Linked DNA regions of Homo sapiens: region 2 is linked to region 1. The links are chromatin contacts, found by Hi-C or POLR2A ChIA-PET in ENCODE. All regions are on one chromosome and are shown on one strand. The core of a region is the stretch at or near the end of the contact, and the rest is flanking DNA. Distances in the headings are between cores, read along the strand shown.

The links. A loop is a pair of places that touch in the nucleus more often than their neighbours do. ChIA-PET counts read pairs that join two places held with the same protein, here RNA polymerase II (POLR2A). Pooled maps may share reads with other maps.
Region 2: a map of ascending aorta shows a loop between it and region 1 (2.9-fold over the local background). The contact joins the promoter of LINC02902 here to the enhancer-like site in region 1. A Hi-C loop is called at or near these places in 2 of 168 maps with a recorded cell type or tissue (CD14-positive monocyte and ascending aorta) and 4 of 50 pooled maps. POLR2A ChIA-PET finds 5 or more read pairs at or near these places in 6 of 52 experiments (BJ, Caco-2, MCF 10A and 3 more).

The regions. Positions count from the first base shown.
Region 1 is chr7:47,689,738-47,693,652 of GRCh38, reverse strand. No RefSeq gene overlaps it. Among named protein-coding and RNA genes, the nearest start is that of LINC02902, 36 kb to the right of the region's middle. Within about 2 kb of position 2,257, at least 3 of the 41 ENCODE cell types and tissues checked have a DNase peak (open chromatin) inside an H3K27ac peak, as active enhancers do; they include ascending aorta, where a contact is called at or near this core.
Region 2 is chr7:47,653,325-47,657,239 of GRCh38, reverse strand. LINC02902 (long intergenic non-protein coding RNA 2902) reads right to left here and starts at 1,996. Exons shown (of 3, transcript NR_171030.1): 1 at 1,892-1,996.

The sequences.
Region 1 (3,915 bases), core at 1,008-3,507:
TAAATAAATAAATAAAGTAGTGTTGTAGAAGGATCTCTGGTTGTATTGCAGCTATTAACTGGGGAGAGAAGGAGAACTCTAGAGGGAGAAAAACCAGTTAAGCAGCTAGTTTTAAAGATGAAATAAGCGATAGTGGGAATAGTCTGAACTAAAGCCCAGGGCTGATAAAGAAAACTGGAAGGATTTGAATGGAATTCAAGAAATTAAGTCAACAGAAGAGAAAGTAGTGACTAATTGAATGAGTCGACAATGGAGTCCAAATAGACAAAGATAACTAAGTATTCTAGTCTAGGTGACTGGGTGAAGTGTGCATCCTACAATTGACACAGAGTGAATGCATGGATATGGAGTTACCCAGCAAGGGTTACTTCATCCAGTGAAGTAATGGCGAAACATGGAGATGCTCAGCATAGGAGCCTAAGGTTACGGAAAGAGACTGGGCTGGAAATAAACTGCAGTGCATTCATCGTTCGTAGGGGATGGTTGCCACCTTGAGAGCTGAGGCCATCCTGGGCCTGTGTGAAGAATGAGAATAGCTGGGAGGCAGGAGGGGGAATCAGCCCAGGACTAAGGGTGCTGGAGTAAAAGCCCAGAGAGGAGCTACCAGACAAGCAGGCAACGTCCCAGGTGAGGCTGAGGTCCCCAACATCACGAAGACTACAGTGTCAGGAAGAGGTAAAGACATTCCCAACGCCTTAAATGAGGACTGAAAAGTTGGTAGTGTGTCCTTCTAAGGACAGATACCCAGTGGGTTTCCAGATCTAGACAGTGGAAGAGATTTGGTACTGTGCCTCAGAGAATCGGGCTTTTGGGCCTTCCACTGGACTGTCTCTTCCCCATTCACATCTTCCAGAACTTTATCACCTTACACATAGCTCTCCCCAACTTCTATCTTTCCCTCCTGCCAAGATTTAATCTTTCCACTTTCTTTTTTCTTTTTTTTTTTTTTGAGACGGAGTCTTGCTCTGTCACCCAGGCTGGAGTGCAGTGGCACAATCTCGGCTCACTGCAAGCTCCACCTCCCGGGTTCACGCCATTCTCCTGCCTCAGCCTCCCGAGTAGCTGGGACTACAGGCGCCTGCCACCACGCCCGGCTAATTTTTTGTATTTTTTAGTAGAGACAGGGTTTCACCGTGTTAACCAGGATGGTCTCGATCTCCTGACCCCATGATCCACCCACCTCAGCCTCCCAAAGTGCTGGGATTACAGGCGTGAGCCAATGCACCCGGCCAGTCTTTCCACTTTCCAAATAATAATTCTACAGTCAGGGAAAGAACAGTTAAGATGAGAAACAGAAAGTTATTTTAATTCATTAGTTCTTTGAAATGGCTCATTAAAAATATTCCAGTGACTTTATGTTTAAATGATTTCATTAAAAAAGAAACTATGAGATGTTAAAGTCTTCAAAATTTGAAAGAAAGGGGAAAATCATATTTTTAGACTCAAGGACAAAATGTTCCTTGTCTACTTCTACTTAGCTTTCTGTAATGAAAGATGTTAAAAATATCCAAAGACAAATAACTGCAAAAGAGCACTCCTTCCAGTAACCTTCACCCTGATGCTTTTTTTAATAAGGACCAGCATTGTGGATTTTCTAAAAGTCATAAATTACTTTGATATTTTTTAGTAATACAGTAACCATATGTTTAATATGAGCAAACCATGACTAAAAATTATGTGTTGCTCTTGGAAAAGTTAAATTTTCTACTTGTGTCTAATATAAGCCAGCGCATCTTTTTAAATATAAGATCAAAAAAGGTCATATTTAATGGTCAAAAACTACACATCAAAGATACAGGTTAAAAAAATCATATCCTTTGTCTTAAAAATATTCCACACTTGGTGGGGCGCCGTGGCTGACGCCTGTAATTCCAGCACTTTGGGAGGCTGAGGCGGGCGGATCATGAGGTCAGGAGATCGATACCATCCTGGCTAACACAGTGAAACCCCATCTCTACTGAAAATACAAAAAATTAGCTGGGCATGGTGGCAGGTGCCTGTAGTCCCAGCTACTCGGGAGGCTGAGGCAGGAAAATGGCAGGAACCCGGGAAGCGGAGCTTGCAGTGAGCCGAGATCGCACCACTTCTGCACTCCAGCCTGGGTGACAGAATGAGACTCTGTCAAAAAAAAAAAAAAGTCCACACTTAACAGCTCTGTATAATCTACATTTGATTCAAAGAAAGCCAGTGAATCATCAAGCATTTTCTGGTGGTGCATAGAAAGCAAAGGCCTGCTGTGTCCATCTGGCCTGCAGGCCCAAGTCTGCTTCGGAAACCTCACAAAAGGGGGCTGCAGTCCTGGCCATCCTGAATTCCAGGGTGTCGTGATCCTGGAACATTCACACATTTTAAAAGTCACTCTCTCCAGATGGGTCACTGTAAGAAACGATGGATGACTCATGAGTTATTTGGTAGCACACATTTTAAAAATATTTTTCAAGGCAAAGTAACAGAGAGAGAAGTTAACAGTTTTCTTAAATGAAAATAAGATTTTAAATAGATTACACAATCCTCTAGATTAGAGTAGTTTGAAGCACATGAATGGCAAGGTGAATGCCCTTAGCTAACATTAAATCAGGCAACTCTGATAAGCAGCCCTTTCAGCAGTGTTCTACAGTTATTATTTAAGACAAGGAAATAAACATTTGTTAAAATGTTTATGATGTACCAGAAATCTGTCTGATTGCTTATTTAATTCTTATGACAACTCTATGAGGCAGGAATTATTATTATTTATTTTTATTTTTATTTTTATTTTTTTAAGATGGAGTTTCACTCTCTCTCCCAGGCTGGAGCGCAGTAGCATGATCTCGGCTCACTGCAACCTCTGCCACCTGGGTTCAAGCGATTCTCCTGCCTCAGCCTCCCAAGTAGCTGGGTTTACAGGCGTGCACCACCGTGCCTGGCTAATTTTTTGTTTTTTTAGTAGAGATGGGGTTTCACCACGTCGGTCAGGCTGGTTTCGAACTCCCAACCTCAGGTGATCCACCCACTTCGGCCTCCCAAAATGCTGGGATTATGGGCATGTGCCACCACGCCCGGCCCAAGGATTATTATCTTTATTTTACAAATGAAAAACAAGATGCAGAGTCAAAGTAGGCTGTCTATACTCACTAAAATACTTTAGCTACCTAAAATAACTCATCATAGAGCTAACATGTATAACTGACAAATAACTAATATATAATTGATAATAAATAGAACTGTATGAAACTATATGTATAGTATATACTGTTAAGCTACTAATGTATAGCTATACAATATATATTTAATGAGATATAAGTAATTATATAACTAATTACACTCATAATAAATAGAGCTGCAAGACACTTTTTTTTTTCTTTGAGACAGTCTCGATCTGTCGTCCAGGCTAGAGTGCAGTGATGGATCTCGGCTCACTGCAACCTCCACCTCCCTAGTTCAAGCGATTCTCCTGCCTCAGCCTCCCAAGTAGCTGGGATTACAGGCGTGTGCCACCACAGTGGCTAATTTTATTTTATTTTGTAGTTTTAGTAGAGATGGGGTTGTGCCATGTTGGCCAGGCTGGTCTCAAATTCCTGACCTCAAATGATCTGCCCACATTGGCCTCCCAAAGTGCTGGGATTCCAGGCGTGAGCCATCATTCCCTGCCCCTCCACAAACAATACTAAATGTCTACTATGTGTCAGCTATTTCTGCATGCACCATCATGAGAAACTCTCAGAAACCTTCCAGATATCTGACAATGCTGGGGAGGATGGGGAGTATCTGGAACATAAATGGTGCAGCCATTTGAAAAGCAGTTCAGCATTATCTTCTTTGGATACCTGTTGACACAATGCTTCTCATCCAAGGCCTGCACATGAGAAGTCCGGGCACACAGGCCACGGGAACCAACGAAGCACTGTGTGTAGAAGTCCAACGCTGGAAAGAACC
Region 2 (3,915 bases), core at 747-3,246, 36 kb after region 1:
ACACTGTCAGGTGTGTGGCAAGCAGCATGCACAGTGGGCTACTGTGAAAAGACGCATGTGCTCAAGTGCATGTGTGTACAGAAAGAGACGTCCAAGGGTATCAACAACACCTTAGTGAGAATATCTTGAGGCTCTTGAGACAGGTTGACCATTTTCTTTCTTTTTTTTGCGGGGGGGGACGGAGTCTTGCTCTGTTGCCCAGGCTGGAGTGCAGTGGCACGATCTCCACTCACTGCCACCTCCGCCTCCTGGGTTCACGACATTCTCCTGCCTCAGCCTCCGGAGTAGCTGGGACTACAGGCGCCCACTACCACGCCCGGCTAATTTTTTATATTTTTAGTAGAGACGGGATTTCACCGTGTTAGCCAGGATGGTCTCGATCTCCTCACCTCGTGATCCACCTGCCTCGGCCTCCCAAGGCCCTGGGATTACAGGCGTGAGCCATCACGCCCGGCCATTTTCTGATACTTTTCTTAAGGCTTGCTAGTACCTTCAGGCTGCTGTAACAAAGTACCATGGACTGGATGGCTCGCACACAACAGAAATTTATTTCTTGCAGTTCTAGTGGCTGAAAGTCCAAGATTAAGGTGCCAGGACATTCGCTGTCTGGGGAGGGCCCACTTTCTCGTTCATTGATGATGCCATCTCCCTGTGTCTTCACATGACAGAAGGGGTGAGTGAGCTCTAAGAGCACTTATCCCATCACGCAAGTCGAGCACTGAGAAGCTATGCAGTCCCTGAAGGCCCACTCCTGGACAGAAATCTCCGTGTTTCTCTTTGTTCTGGTCTTGACTGAATCTAAACAAGTGAAAGGCAGTTCTTGAGCCTGTGTAACCCCCTAACCTGGCCCAAGTTCCAAACACACCTGGATCTTCGCCTTTTTCATCTGTTAATTGTGGCCAATAAAAATACCTTCCTTGGCCGGACGCGGTGGCTCACGCCTGTAATCCCGGCACTTTGGGAGGCCGAGGCGGGCGGATCATGAGGTCAGGAGATCGAGACCATCCTGGCTAACACGATGAAACCCCATCTCTACTAAAAATACAAAAAATTAGCCGGGCGTGGTGGTGGGCACCTGTAGTCCCAGCTACTCGGGAGGCTGAGGCAGGAGAATGGTGTGAACCCGGGAGGCGGAGGTTGCAGTGAGCCGAGATCGCGCCGCTGCACTCCAGCCTGGGCTACAGAGCGAGACTCCGTCTCAAAAGAAAAAAAAAAACTTCCTCCCAGGTTTTAGTCGTTTTTTCCCCGGCACCCCTGCTTGCCACGTGGTAAATGTTCAATACAACTAATATCAATAATGACTCAAGTTTATTGATTACCACCTCTCTCTTTCCTCCATGGAGTGCTTACTGGGAGGATGGAGTCTCTTGGGGTGCGTGGCTTTCCCATACATCAGCATCAGCCATCGCGAGACCCCACGGGCCAGCAGTGTGGACGGGGAGACAAGTGAGGCCTCCCAGCCAGAACAGCTCAGCCTGCCAGGAGAAGCAGAAACCCCCCAAAGTAATCACTTCTCGAGTGCCTTCGAGACCCCAGATGTTGGGAAAACAACTATTTTCCCTTGTGTAAGACATGGCCAGTTTCTTTCCATCTCCTAAACAAATCAAATACAACCCTGAGCCCTCCTCCTTCCAGCCTGGCAGAAAATCCAGCCTTGACATTCTGTGGACTCTCTCTGCCCCACAGGGAGTTACCAAAGCCCTGGGAGCTTTTTCAAATTTTGATGGATAGCAAACATTTTAAAAAAAGACAAAAAATCAAATTATCATGAAGTGGACACGCCCATGTAACCACTTCCCAGGTCCAGAAAGAACAACAGTCATCCAGGACCACCCCCACATCCCTCCCAGCATCCACACCTCCCAGGCCCCACAAAGACCACTGTCCTGACCGCTGCCTCCCTCCCTGGGGCCCGGCCAGAGCCGTCTTCCTTCTGTTGACTCTGTTGGTGCCATCCTCATCCCACTGCCCGGGTGACTCGTCTGCCAAATGCAAGAATCGAATGGGGAGAGGAGTCTAGCGTACCCCCTGAACCCTGAGCCCCAAAGCAGGAGTTTTAGCCACATAGCTTTGGGTTTTCCCAGGATCCCTCGGGTGCCTGGGGCGCAGGATGCCAGGGTATAGGAGCTCTGCTCTCATGACGGGTGAATCCCCTGGTTCTCCTGTAAGTGCAGAGATGCTAGGGTAGTTCCCACACTCAAATATTCCCCGAGCCAGGGCTGGGCGCCTGTGGGAATCCCAGCAATCCTACAGTTTCACTGAAGTCCTATAATTTCCCGTACCCTGCCTCTATTTCAGGGACCTGCTGCTCAGAATGTGGAAATGCAGATGTGGTTTGCTTGTGTTGCCATTGTTCTCGTGAGCTGTAAGGCAGTGATTACAGGCTCCGTGGGCGGCAGGGAGCAGCCAACTGGATTGACGGCACATTCTTAGCTTATTTTAAAATCAGTAACAGCATTAATAAAAATCCTGTGCCTTCCCATTTACTTTTTCTTCCAAAAGAAAAAATACTGTACTTCCTAGCAGTCTGTGGCTGGAGTGGGAAGAAAGGAGAAATCATTTGAAAGTGTGAGGAATATCAGAGGAAATTTTAGAAAGGACCCTAGGCCATCTCTAGCTTTCTCATAGCAGTGACCCTGTTCCTCCCCCCAGATTGGGACACTTTAATTTTTTTTTTTTTTTTCAAGACAAAGGAGTCTCGCTCTGTTGCCCAGGCTGGAGTACAGTGGTGTGATCTCGGCTCATTGCAACCTCCACCTCCCAGGTTCAAGCAATTCTTGTGTCTCAGCCTCCTGAGTAGCTGGGATTACAGGTGTGTGCCAGGACACCCAGCTAAGTTTTTGGTATTTTTAGTAGAGAAAGGGTTTCACTGTGTTGGCCAGCCTGGTCTCGAACCTGTAACTTCAAGTGGTCAGCCCACCTCGGCCTACCAAAGTGCTGGGATTACATGCGTGAGCCACCGGCCCGGATGATTCACTTCTTAATAAATCATCCAACCCAATGATTTGGTTCCAAAAGAAACAGATAACATTCAAACACTGTTTCCTCTAGTTCATACTGTAAGACAATGTATTTTAGATACATTTTGCTTGAAATCCACAAACTTGTCAAATACCCACCTGGGTAGAGGAGGACAGCAGAACTGAAGGGCAAGAGGGCTCAGCCAGACTTCCCTCCCCGAGCTCCCGGGAGAAGGTTAATCACTTCGATCTAAACCAGGCAGGGCAGAGACCTAGGAGGCAGGAAGTCAGTTTAAAGGATGTGACATTGGCATTTGCCCAGCGGGTGATGGGAGAGGGAGGTTGAGGTCGTAACACTTCATTTTCATTCTGCATCTTACAAAGACTCCGACCTCTGAGCTAAACTGACTTGGGCCAGCTCCCACCTAGTGAACCTCAGCTCCTCCTCCTCAAGTGAGGCTGTCACCTTGCAGGTAAGCAGAGAGTTTGTGAGTCTAAAAGGAGAGAAACTCTAGGAGAGGAAAGGCTCTGTAGCCATGGGCCTGGAGGAGCCTGAGGCTCTATTTGTGGAATGAGTGTGTTAGAGGAACTGGGGGTCTGGACCAGATAAGAAAGTCCCCAGCTTTAGGCAGTACATGTGTCCAGTAGAGGCAGCAGACAGACTTGCTGGCCAGAGGGGCTGAAGCCATCATTCGGGCCCCAAGGCCAGAGGGTCCAAGGCACATGATAGAGATGGCCGGCGTGACTGAGAGGCATGAAGTTGGAAATAAAAAATAAATTATGGAATCAGAGAGAAGTATGGGTTGTTTTCCATGGACTATGCCTGATATTCTTGTTCAATTTAACCTGATTTAGAACTGGTTCAGTTTTATCATTTTATTTGTACAAACTTATGGAGTACAAGTGTAACTTTGTTACATAGATATATTGTTGTATTAGTCTGTTTTCACACTGC